Linked DNA regions of Homo sapiens: all the other regions are linked to region 1. Evidence: chromatin contacts called from ENCODE Hi-C or POLR2A ChIA-PET data. All regions are on one chromosome and are shown on one strand. The core of a region is the stretch at or near the end of the contact, and the rest is flanking DNA. Distances in the headings are between cores, read along the strand shown.

Region 1 (3,837 bases), core at 1,324-3,823:
GTGATGGCACATGCCTGTAATCCCAGCTACTTGGGAGGCTGAGGCAGGAGAATCGCTTGAACACGGGAGGCGGAGGTTGCGGTGAGCTGAGATTGTGCCATTGCATTCCAGCCTGAGCAACAAGAGCTAAACTCTGTCTCAAAAAAAGAAGTTCATCACATGACTATAACCAACTACAAGGAAAGCTGTGAAATTTAGTTTAGCTGTGTGCCCGGGAAGAAGAAATAAGTTTCATGGGCTAGTCAGTCCCTGCCAGAGGTTCTAACGGGGGGAAAAAAAGATAAAAATAAAAGAAAGTGACTTTACATGCCTTGTCCATTTTAATAGTTTTGAACCTTATCCTACTAGTGAAACAGGATCATCATTTCACTATTATATTAAAGAACAAAAAACTCATTTTCTTCCAAACAATGAGATTACTTTAAAGAGAGCATTTTTGGTAGCACAGCACGATAGACACAGAGACTAGACTGCAGAGGGCTGACAAGTCAATTTCAGAAAACAAAAAAGACACTGATTGTAGACACTTTTTTTTTGAGATGGAGTCTCGCTCTGTCGCCCAAGCTAGAGTGCAGTAGCAGGATCTCAGCTCACTGCAAACTCCGCCTCGCAGGTTCAAGCGATTCTCCTGCTTCAGCCTCCTGAGTATAGAATACTTTTTAAAGAAAGAAAGTTTGCTTGTGAAGGAAATAATTGAAAGCTACAGAAGAATTAGCTAAGGAACCAGAATTTGTAGAAGGTTGACAACAGAAAAGATAATAAATGCATGAGAAAGAGGGGTATTGGAACTAGAATATGTATGAAGAGTTTATCTCATATATGAACAGGGAGTCTCTCATTCGTTGATACTGGAGAAAAGGCAATCTCAGGAAATTTCTAGCACTTGGAAAATTGTGAAGTCTAAGTTAAAAGTCATATAATAAAATGGGCTGGGATTTAAAGATTGCGAAAAGTATTCAAGTGGAAAGGGAGAAAAAGATGCTGAAGAATATACAAAGTAGGAGGGAGGGATGCAGCTGAAATTATAAAATCTAAATCAGTAGTGGTGAGATACACAATGCAGTGCTCTGTTCTACACTGGAACTCAGCAACGACTGTAGGAGAGGAATAGGCAGATGGTTACCACTCCGTATATATATTTACTATAGCACTTATTACACTGTAAAGCCCCTGGAAACAAGAGACTTTGATTCCACAAATTATGCGCACAGTAGGCACATGATGAATTTTTGTTTGAATGAATTGATTTAGTCATTGCCAATTCTGCCTTGGTACTCTGTAGAGTACTGGCAACTGCCCACATTTCATATGGTATGCCAATGCTAAAAAGAAAAAAAATGCTAAAAAAAAAAAAAATCCAGGCATATTCAGCTAAACTAAGCAGTCTTAAAATGGCAACTATGTCAGCTGAGACATACTTTTAATCTTGTGCCAGTACATCTGTCTTTGATGTTTGCTTCATTTTCCGTATGCCACTATACTCCTACTAGACCAGAAAGGGATAATTCTGAGTTCAATGGGCTCCACTATCATTTCAAAAGTCCTGAAACTTCTTCAGACACCTAAAAATGAACCCACAACTCCCATAACAGCATTCCTTCCGAGAGAAGTATACAGACAACAATCACTATTTATGCTTGCTTCCAAGCTGAATCGAAGAGGGCCGGAAGAGCTAAATCAGGGTCATTCAGTGAATCGTCTACAAAGTCTGGCACAGACCACGCATCCTTCCCGTGTCTTCCTCCCCTTGGAAACTTGAGGTGTAAGTAATGATCTTAGACATCTCCTAATCGACTGCCTTCATATTACACACGTGTAAACTCAGGTAGAGGATGTCTATGAGCCGAGCTTAAACTCAGGTAAAGAAGGCTCTTTTCCCAACACGACGCCATCTCTCATGATCCAAAGCTCTATCTCTCGATTTGGCGGTGGAAAAAAATGACCAGGAATAAAACTACGTACAGCAGTCCAGAACGAGGCCCCACCTCCCGGATCTGGCGGACCGGCCTCCCGTCAGCAAAGTGTCTGGACCGCGCTTCCGCACCTCACACTGCCCGGGGCCGGCTCCTCTCCAGCCTCCCCGTACTCCCCACACGCCGCAGCACTGCGCGCCCGCGGGGCCCCAGACCCGGCCCTTGAAATCTCACTTTCGCCTTTCGGCCACCCGCGCGCCACGGCTCAGGCGACGGCTGATGGCGTCACTGCACTTCCGCCTGCGGCTGCGTTCTAATCACAAGCCAGGAAGGAAGAAGGGAGGGCTGCAGGGCTGTGTGTGCGGGAAATAGCGAGGAAAGAGAAGAAATCCGGGAGCTCGCGGGCGCTCTGGTTGCAATCGCGCCCCCCTCATCTGTCCCCGCCGTTCCCCTTCGGAAGCTGCCCCAGGCACACTTCCCCGCTTCTTTCCAGTCTCCTCTCCTCTGGTTCTCCCGACACCCGGTCTCCCTGTTACGCCTCACCCTCCTTCCCTTGCTCCCTCCCTCTCCCTCCCTCCCTCCCTCCCATCGTCAGGCTCCCCGCCCTTAGTATCGCGAGACGAGGTGAGAGCTGGCGGAGCGGCGGCGGCGGCGGCGGCAGTAGAGGTGACCGAGGCGGTGGCGGCGGAGGCGGCACCGATTGCTGTGTCGGCCCCAGTGCGGCCGAAGTCGCGGTAGAGCGTAGCCCCACGCCCCTCCCCCGTCCGCGCCCTCCCTCTTTCCCTGGGGATGGAGAAGGCGACGGTTCCGGTGGCGGCGGCGACGGCTGCAGAAGGAGAAGGGAGCCCCCCGGCGGTGGCGGCTGTGGCGGGCCCCCCCGCGGCGGCGGAGGTCGGCGGCGGCGTTGGCGGCAGCAGCAGAGCTCGCTCGGCCTCGTCTCCTCGTGGGATGGTGCGAGTCTGCGACCTGCTCCTGAAGAAGAAGCCGCCGCAGCAGCAGCACCACAAGGCCAAGCGTAACCGGACTTGCCGACCCCCCAGCAGCAGCGAAAGCAGCAGCGACAGCGACAACAGCGGCGGCGGTGGAGGCGGCGGTGGAGGCGGAGGTGGCGGCGGCGGCACCAGCAGTAACAACAGCGAGGAAGAAGAGGACGACGACGACGAGGAAGAGGAGGTTTCTGAGGCAAGGGCCTGGTTTCAAAGGAAGGAGGGAGGAAGGGACTGTAAGGGATAGGGGCCGAAGGTGGGAGGGGATTTGGAGTGGGACAGATTCCAGTGGGTTGATCTCTTAGGGGCCAGGCTTTCGACTGCCCCCTTTCTTCCCTCGGCCTAAATCGTGAGGTGTGGGAATGTGGGGGAGGGTAGCTGACACGTGGGGGTGGGAGGACCACGGAGTTCACAGAGTTGGTGAACAGCCTGTTATCATGGGATGGCTCACTTGGTTAAGGATGGAGGGAATTGGTTAGATTCCCTGTTTGCACGCCGGGGGGTGGGGGGGTGGTCTGCCTGGGGCCAGTAGGGCCACCTTAGTCTGAGGCGGGATCGGGATCAAAGCGGGAGGAGTAAAATAATGGGTAAATGAGTCTCTTGGGGACCAACTAGGAGGTTGATCAACTTCTCCCAGTTGTGAGGTGGAGGGGAGCAGTTTGAGGGGGGACGTAAGGTTGTAATGGACTCAGAGCTAAGTGTTTGTGTATGTGAGGGACACGTGAGAAGCTGTACTTTTCCATACTGTTCTGCAGGGTTTTTCGTAACTATCCTGGCTGCTGAAGTAACTTCATTTCCTCGATCTCCCAGGGATTTTCGATGAACTGATGCTGTATTTGTATAAATTTATCAGTAACTTTAAATAATTACAAATGACCATATACATTTGTAAGTGGATGAAAAATATATTTGATCCTTACACGTACATACATACATGC
Region 2 (4,195 bases), core at 1,247-3,746, 3.5 Mb after region 1:
TCTCTTTAATACTCTTCCACCCTCTTTACAAAATGAAAATAAAACAACCCTGACTGGCAAAGATTAGGAATCTGTTGGCAGCATCTTTTTTTTTTTTTTTTTTGTAGTTCTTATTTTATTTTTTTTTTTTCATTGATCATTCTTGGGTGTTTCTCGCAGAGGGGGATTTGGCAGGGTCACAGGACAATAGTGGAGGGAAGGTCAGCAGATAAACAAGTGAACAAAGGTCTCTGGTTTTCCTAGGCAGAGGACCCTGCGGCCTTCCGCAGTGTTTGTGTCCCTGGGTACTTGAGATTAGGGAGTGGTGATGACTCTCAATGAGCATGCTGCCTTCAAGCGTCTGTTTAACAAAGCACATCTTGCACCGCCCTTAATCCATTCAACCCTGAGTGGACACAGCACATGTTTCAGAGAGCACAGGGTTGGGGGTAAGGTCACAGATCAACAGGATCCCAAGGCAGAAGAATTTTTCTTAGTACAGAACAAAATGAAAAGTCTCCCATGTCTACCTCTTTCTACACAGACACGGCAACCATCCGATTTCTCAATCCTTTCCCCACCTTTCCCCCCTTTCTATTCCACAAAACTGCCATTGTCATCATGGCCCGTTCTCAATGAGCTGTTGGGTACACCTCCCAGACGGGGTGGTGGCCGGGCAGAGGGGCTCCTCACTTCCCAGTAGGGGCGGCCGGGCAGAGGCGCCCCTCACCTCCCGGACGGGGTGGCTGGCCGGGCGGGGGGCTGACCCCCCCCCTCCCTCCCGGATGGGGCGGCTGGCCAGGCGGGGGGCTGACCCCCCCCACCTCCCTCCTGGATGGGGCGGCTGGCCGGGCAGAGGGGCTCCTCACTTCCCAGTAGGGGCGGCCGGGCAGAGGCGCCCCTCACCTCCCGGACGGGGCGGCTGGCCAGGCGGGGGGCTGACCCCCCCACCTCCCTCCCGGACGGGGTGGCTGCCGGGCGGAGGGGCTCCTCACTTCTCAGACGGGGCGGCTGCTGGGCGGAGGGGCTCCTCACTTCTCAGACAGGGCGGTTGCCAGGCAGAGGGTCTCCTCACTTCTCAGACGGGGCGGCCGGGCAGAGACGCTCCTCACATCCCGGACAGGGCGACAGGGCAGAGGCGCTCCCCACATCTCAGACGATGGGCAGCCGGGCAGAGACGCTCCTCACTTCCTAGATGAGATGGTGGCCGGGAAGAGGCGCTCCTCACTTCCTAGATGGGATGGCGGCTGGGCAGAGATGCTCCTCACTTTCCAGACTGGGCAGCCAGGCAGAGGGGCTCCTCACATCCCAGACGATGGGCGGCCAGGCAGAGACGCTTCTCACTTCCCAGACGGGGTGGCGGCCGGGCAGAGGCTGCAATCTCGGCACTTTGGGAGGCCAAGGCAGGCTGCTGGGAGGTGGATGTTGTAGCGAGCCGAGATCACGCCACTGCACTCCAGCCTGGGCACCATTGAGCACTGAGTGAAGGAGACTCCGTCTGCAATCCCGGCACCTCGGGAGGCCGAGGCTGGCGGATCACTCGCGGTTAGGAGCTGGAGACCAGCCCGGCCAACACAGCGAAACCCCGTCTCCACCCAAAAAATACGAAAACCAGTCAGGCGTGGCGGCGCGCCTGCAATCGCAGGCACTCGGTAGGCTGAGGCAGGAGAATCAGGCAGGGAGGTTGCAGTGAGCCGAGATGGCAGCAGTACAGTCCAGCTTCGGCTCGGCATCAGAGGGAGACCGTGGAAAGAGGAGAGGGAGAGGGAGAGGGAGAGGGAGAGGGAGAGCGGCAGCATCTTTTAAGAAGAAAATATGCTTTACATTTCTTTAATACATTTATAAGTTAAACTGATGGTCTAAAGGAATGTGCTAGTTTCCCTCTGGTCTTCCTGACTTTCCCAGGCCTTCATAGGTATAACTCAGGGGCAAGAGCTTGGTGGTTGTAGTTGTGTGTAAGTTTGAGACGAGTGCTCTTAAAAAATGGATTGATTTCCACTCATTTCTTGTTTATGTGATTCTGCATACCAAAAGAAGAAAAAACCAAGAGTTGTGGAAATGATTAGAGTATTTGTGTTTCTGATGCCAAAGTAATTAATCATTTCATCTTTAATATGTTTGACATTTAATGATATTAGAAACTCACGTTTATTCCAGATGGAAACATACTGACACATGCACAAACACACACAAAACCAATTTTTATTTCTGTTATGACCAAAATTGTTAGAAGACATTCTTATAAGATATAGAGAAGCAACAATTTTGATCCACTAACCCTTCATGTTCTTTCCCTCTGCATTTCTCAGACACTTTGAAGCTTGCAGAGAGCTTAAAATCTAAACAGCCTGTGCTTGTGCTGACTTATGGCCACCACCCTGAACCACTTCCTGGCTTCCTGGCTTTGCTAGCTGTTGAAACAGTGGAACTTGCCTCATGTGTGTGTATGTGTGTGTGTGTGATTGTGGGTGTGGGTAGTTTAACCTTTTTATATCTTAGCTGCCTGTAAACTCAGTGATTGCTACGTTCAGATCAAACCTTGAACTTTTTTTTTTCTGGTGCCAGGAGCCTTCCTGTGCTCCCCATTGCCTGCCAGAACCACCACCGTTTCCCATGGTTACTCTACAGCAGCTTCACTGCCTGAAAATGAAAACTGAACAAAGGGATTAAATTGTGAGGTAAAATTTGCTTTTCAATTTCTTTCCTTGAAGTTTTGTCCTATCCCCGCAGAATATTGTGTGCCTCAGAACAATTTCTGTTTTGAACATATTTTATAATTAGAAAGTCTTTTGCATAATTCCAATTTTCTTATAGGAAACTTTCATTGTTTATGCTGTCTAAAATCTCTCAAGCTTTCAATGTTCAATTTTATTTTTCTACATTTAGTGGAACTGAAGCATGCAAGGAATGGAGGTCTTCTCAAGAAACTGTAAGCCACTTAAAGAAAAAGAAATCTTTTTCAAGTTTTCGTTTCTCTGCTCCCATCCTTCATCCAGTCCTACTCACATGCATTCATGCACACATATGCACATACACACACCTTTAAGGTGCACTCCAGAATATAAAATATGTCGTTTACCACATTTATTTAAGTAGCTTGATTTGATGTGTATCAGATAGAGCTAAACTTTGTCAGAGTATGACAAATGAAAGAAATTGTTTTTTCTAATTGATGGAAAAATATAGTTTTAATGTAAAATGACTCAGTTTCTTCTAAAACAGGCATTGTTTTTTATTTTTCTCTTTTGTTCCATTAATATTCCTTAAAGTCAATTTTAGACATTTTAATTTTCAGCCTATGGCTCATCTTAAATAGGAAGTCTTGAGATCCCATGTATAATTTACAACTACTTTAAATAGCCTGTTCCTTTCCAATAGGGTTTAAAATATTTTATGAACTAATTTTTAGATTTTAAAGTAAATGTCATTCATAAATCATCTTTCAGCATATCTAGTTTAATTATATTAATTATTTGACATCTTCCAGTCCTCCTCTCCATACTCTTCTCCCCATATAATTCAGAACTCATCATTTATCCACTGGTCATGACGAGGTAATGCTGTTTGATGCCTAATACCCTGTAGCTTCCTGAATTGGACACACCCACTTCCCAGAGGTGACTAGCATATATTCACAAACAGCTGCCTTATTTTCATCTTCCTACTCATTCCATCCTTCTCCGGCAACAATTTTACAGCATGAAGTGCCTGACCTTTTTGTCACGGGGGATTTTCATTGTCAAAGCAAAAATCCCTTCCAATTTGTAAATACTCTTGTTTGAATGAGATAAATCACGGACATTTTTGACTCTGGGTTGGGCCTACGGTAAATTTTCAGTATGATCACATGAACAGAGCTGGGCAAACTAAAGTCCATTCCTGGGTTGCCACTCCCTTTCTGTGTTTCTTTGAGCAGACGCTCTGAAGATCTGTTTCCTAATCTTATCCACAAAATGCAAGTAAGACTTATCATTTCAGGGTAGGTAATGATTAGAGATCATATACATGAAGCACAATCAGTACAATTTGTTTTAAAAGACCCTGAATTCATTTTGATTAAATCATTTACTTACACCCTGTATCATTAGATAATTAAAGGTAGTTTAAAGTCATTTGCTCAAGTTTTAAGTGCAAACAAATTAGTTGAGGATCTTACTAAAATGTAGATTCTGATTCTGGGTTGAAACCTGAGATTCCACATTTCCAACAAGCTCTC
Region 3 (4,010 bases), core at 349-2,848, 3.9 Mb before region 1:
TTATCTTGGTACTCCAGAAAGAACAACTTTTAAGAAATTTTGCAGGCTTTAGTCATGATTCAACGGGGGCGGGGGGGTTACCTCCTCCAAGCCCCATCAGCTGCTTGAGCAAGTTATCTTTTCTGCCAACTTACCTCCGGGGTAGCCTCAATCAAACTCAGCCCTTTTTCTCGAGGTTGGAATCTCTCTTCTTGTTCCAGGTAGACGTTCAACAACCCGAGAAGTTGGACCCCTTCATGACCTGCCAAGTGCTCTGCCCCCAAATCCTTCATCTGCAGTAAAGACACCACACAGAGAATGTAATCTGGGGGTAAGAGGGGTGGGGAAGCGGGAGAAAGGGCTGAGGCCAGTACCTCCAGCAAGGGTCGCCCCAGCACACCCCGACAAGGAGCGGGTGAAGGGACCAGTCACGTCCGCCAGAGCCCCAGGGCAATCCCCACCACGGCCAGGGAGGTGTGGCAGGGGGAGGAGCCGTGGTCAGGTCCGCCGGCCAGCGCTGGGTAAGACCGGCCAGCCCTGGCCTCTTGGCGTTTCACAAACAGGAAACTGTCCGCGGGCGCCGGCGTCCCCTCGGTCTGCCCCACCTGAAGTCGCGCCAGGGAGGGCCTTCTGCCCAGGGGACTGCAGTGTGGCGAGCGACTGCAGCGGGTCCCGGGGATGGGGTGTTGCACAATAGGGGGGAGGGGAGGGAGAGTCTCGCGACTGAACAAAGAAGCGGAGGGAGGAGACTCCCGAGCCCCGCCCGCCCGGGGCGCCCAGCTGCAGAAGCCCCTCTCGGAGAGTCCCGCCCCCAGCTTTTCCCGTCCGCTGCTGCAGCGCCGATTCCGGACTTACCCGAGAGGCGGATACCCCCGTCCCAGGAGCCCTGGGGTGGCGCGGCACACCCGGCTACGGTCCGGGGAGAGAAGTCCAGTCCAGCCCGCCCGCCCCGCGCCCGTAGGGACAACACCCGTCCACCCACTGATGCCGGGGCCCCACAACTCTGCAGAGCCCCGGGGCTGTCAATTCGAGAAGCACCACGCCAGCAAGTCCCCGTGACAACACGAGCGGGGGCGGGGGGCACCGAGGCGGAGACTGCCCTTAACCTAGTCGCAACCTCCTTCCACCCCACGAGCATCTATCTGTCCATCGCGGGCGCCAGCTCCCCCCGGGGCTGGGGCTGAGGGCAGCACCCTGGTCGCTCCAGCGGATGAGGAGCAGGCAGCACCGAGGCACTCGCATGGTACCAACCTCCTCAAAGCCCACAGTCCCCACCACGAACAAAGAAACCCACGGCGGCCCTGGGCGGGTCCACTCACCGTGCCGGAGACGCGCCTCCACCCGCCCGCGGCCTCGCGGTCCGCACGGACTGGGCGCAGCGGGGGCTTCCAAACCTGTCTCGCAGGTCGGGGACCCACCGCCTCAGCGGTGCCCCCGGTCCGGCATCCGACCCTTCCTCCCAGGCACCGCCGCCTCGGCCTCACAGCCCCGGCTCCATCCCGCTCCCCGCGCGCCCACCCTCCGCCGCGGCGCAACGCCGGCCGCGGAAGACCAGCCCACCGCCGCACCCCCGCCGCCTCAGCGGAAACCTCCCCGAGCCCCTTGTTTTTGTTAAGAGTTTCGACGCCCCCAAGGGGGCGGGGCACGTGACTCCCCGCGGAGGGATCCTGCACTTCCTCCACGGACTTTAAAAAAGAGTCCCGCCCCTAAGCTGCCGTCTCGAGCCTCTCTCGCGGCCTCCCTAGCTCTCCTTGGCTTTGCCGAGCCAGTCCTCCCGCCTGGCGCTAGGGCGGAGAGCGGAATCTGGGCGTCGGGCTTATTCCGCGATTGATCTGCGTTGGGGAACGGGGGAAGACAGAGGGGCGGAAGGAGATCGTTTCTGGTCTCATTACGCCTTTTAAAGGTCCCCGATTTGTTTTGTTTTCGCTGTTTTGAAAAGTCCGCCCAAAGTAGCCGGCTCTCTGATTGGATGCGGGTGGGGCGATGGGCATGCTGAGGACCTGATTCACCCTCGAATCTGGATTGGCTAACTTATCAGTCTTGGAGCCCTCTGATTGGCTTTCTCCGTAGCCTGAGCCTCTCTCTGCCTTGGGGCCTTAGCAACTCCAGGGTCTGGATTGCGCATGCCTGGGTGTGCAGCGGAGAAGGTATTCAGTTACCTGCCCTGCGGGGCTGTGCCTTCTCGCCTGGCTGCCTCCGCCTTTCTTGGGGGAATGTCACGCTCGCGGCGCTTCTCCTAACAGCTAACCTTTGTGACAGCCTTTTCAGCCACGGGAGAGTTTTCTACATTCCTTCTTTATTTTGTCTTGGCGTTCCATTTTGCAATAACCCACCAAATTATTATAACATTGTCGGGGCGTTTACTAAAATATTCAATAAATGCTACAAGTTTGGGTATTTGCTTTAAAATTTTACAGTCCAAGAGAAAAAAAAATGGAGAAGAGAGGTGAAATAAGATAGGCAAAAAGTTGAGGGTCGAAGCTGGGTGATGGGTACTCGAGGCTGCATTACAGTATTCTTTCTAGTTCTGTGTCTTGGAATTTTTCCATAATTTAAAAAAATTCAGGAGGGACTGAAGGAGGGGCTTTTCAATAAAAACTTAGCACGCTGATGAGGGTACGTAAACATCTAATAATTACGGCGTACCTCCAGAGGTTGTAGTGCTGTTGTTTTAATGAAGACTCCCAGAGCTTCTTGGTCCTTGGTAACCCATAAATTATCATTTATTGTTCATTATAATTAGCGTTGTTATTATAGGCGACACGTCTCCCAGGACGGGACAAAAAGCAAACAAACCAGGTGCCTTAGGCCAGAGACACTTTCACACGGAATATCAATGGGGCATGTGGTTGACTGCCCTGGAACATTTATTTGTTTACTCTCTCCCTCCTAAATTAGAAAATACCATATTCGTGAGTTCTAATCTACATAATCAGATAGTCCCTGGGAAGAGATTTCTCCTTTCTGTTCTTCTATGTGTTTTCTGTGAATTATTTTGTTACTTGTGAAATATGGGAAGGCACACAACATAGCTTTGGCAGCGCTCTTCTTTGCGGAGCAGCTAAGGAATTTTAAAACTAGGTCCCTTTGCATATTAGCTCGGACTAAACACAGGCATCTGTTTGGAGCACAGAGCAACTGGGGGAAGGCAGCCCAAAAAGCTAACACTTATTTCAGAGAGGTGTGAGCTTGGTGAGGGTTTTGGAAAATAAGATAAAATTAGCACACCAGTTTTAAATGATTTACAGGCTACATAATTTTATCCAATGCTTGTTTTATCTTTTAAACATTAAGTGATAACTTTTATTTGACATAATCATCTTGCTGGAAATCTATGCTGATAAACATAATAGGAGCATGAAACTAACTTAGAGACTAGAGCTAAGATTAAAATTACAGAGATGACAGCTCATTGTACAGAGCATCAATAGGCTGAGTGGACAGGGCCCACAGACAGAAAGCAGCTCGACCAACTATCCACCATCAGAGAAATGAAGAGTTTGTGATCAAAGCATGAAGGAGACTGGGGATGTTTTTTTCAAGTAAGAAGGCAAAGGTAAAAAAGGAACATACGTTATTTTATAAGTGATGTGAAAGAGGAAATGCAAATTTATGTGGTAGAAGACTTTAAAAATAACAGACTATATAAAACAAAAAGGAAAAGATTTAGAAATTGTCCTTTGCTTAGGCTACATAATTTTATCCAATGCTTATCTGATCTTTTAAACATAAATAAGTGATAACTTTTATTTGACATAATCATCTTGCTGCTTAGCACTAAATGATATGAAGCTATACTAAATGTGTACTCTATATTTCATAACTGGTATTTTATGTGTCCTTTTACAGACAGCCTCTTGAATGATGTGAACAGTGATGGCTTTCTCTGAGAGTAAGACAAGAAAGCTTTGTAAATGGCGTTGAATTTCCTGCTCTTGGCAGGCCCTGCTCAGCACAGAAGAAAAGACTGATCAAGTTGTCCAAGATGGAGCCCTTTATCCACGTTAGTCCACTTATCTCTTTAAGATTAA

What was found. Hi-C counts contacts between places; a loop is a spot of excess contacts on that map. ChIA-PET counts read pairs that join two places held with the same protein, here RNA polymerase II (POLR2A). Pooled maps may share reads with other maps.
Region 2: a map of CD8-positive, alpha-beta T cell shows a loop between it and region 1 (19-fold over the local background). The contact joins the promoter of SULT1B1 here to the promoter of ANKRD17 in region 1. A Hi-C loop is called at or near these places in 1 of 168 maps with a recorded cell type or tissue (CD8-positive, alpha-beta T cell) and 5 of 50 pooled maps. POLR2A ChIA-PET finds 5 or more read pairs at or near these places in 1 of 52 experiments (T-cell).
Region 3: a map of B cell shows a loop between it and region 1 (18-fold over the local background). The contact joins the promoter of CCNG2 here to the promoter of ANKRD17 in region 1. A Hi-C loop is called at or near these places in 1 of 168 maps with a recorded cell type or tissue (B cell), 1 of 37 single-sample maps with no recorded cell type and 9 of 50 pooled maps. POLR2A ChIA-PET finds 5 or more read pairs at or near these places in 1 of 52 experiments (activated CD4-positive, alpha-beta T cell).

The regions. Positions count from the first base shown.
Region 1 is chr4:73,257,534-73,261,370 of GRCh38, reverse strand. It overlaps ANKRD17 (ankyrin repeat domain 17), which reads left to right and starts at 2,573. Exons shown (of 34, transcript NM_032217.5): 1 at 2,573-3,095. The coding sequence starts at 2,703. It overlaps ANKRD17-DT (ANKRD17 divergent transcript), which reads right to left and starts at 2,205. Exons shown (of 5, transcript NR_187399.1): 1 at 1,963-2,205. RefSeq lists enhancers at 2,052-2,321, 1,924-2,520 and a silencer at 2,482-2,881.
Region 2 is chr4:69,758,921-69,763,115 of GRCh38, reverse strand. It overlaps SULT1B1 (sulfotransferase family 1B member 1), which reads left to right and starts at 2,496. Exons shown (of 8, transcript NM_014465.4): 1 at 2,496-2,657.
Region 3 is chr4:77,154,795-77,158,804 of GRCh38, reverse strand. It overlaps CCNG2 (cyclin G2), which reads right to left and starts at 1,598. Exons shown (of 8, transcript NM_004354.3): 1 at 1,299-1,598; 2 at 135-272. The coding sequence starts at 272. LOC101928864 (a long non-coding RNA gene) reads left to right here and starts at 741. Exons shown (of 2, transcript XR_244659.5): 1 at 741-3,535; 2 at 3,829-4,010. RefSeq lists silencers at 1,290-1,399, 1,430-1,499, 1,920-2,039.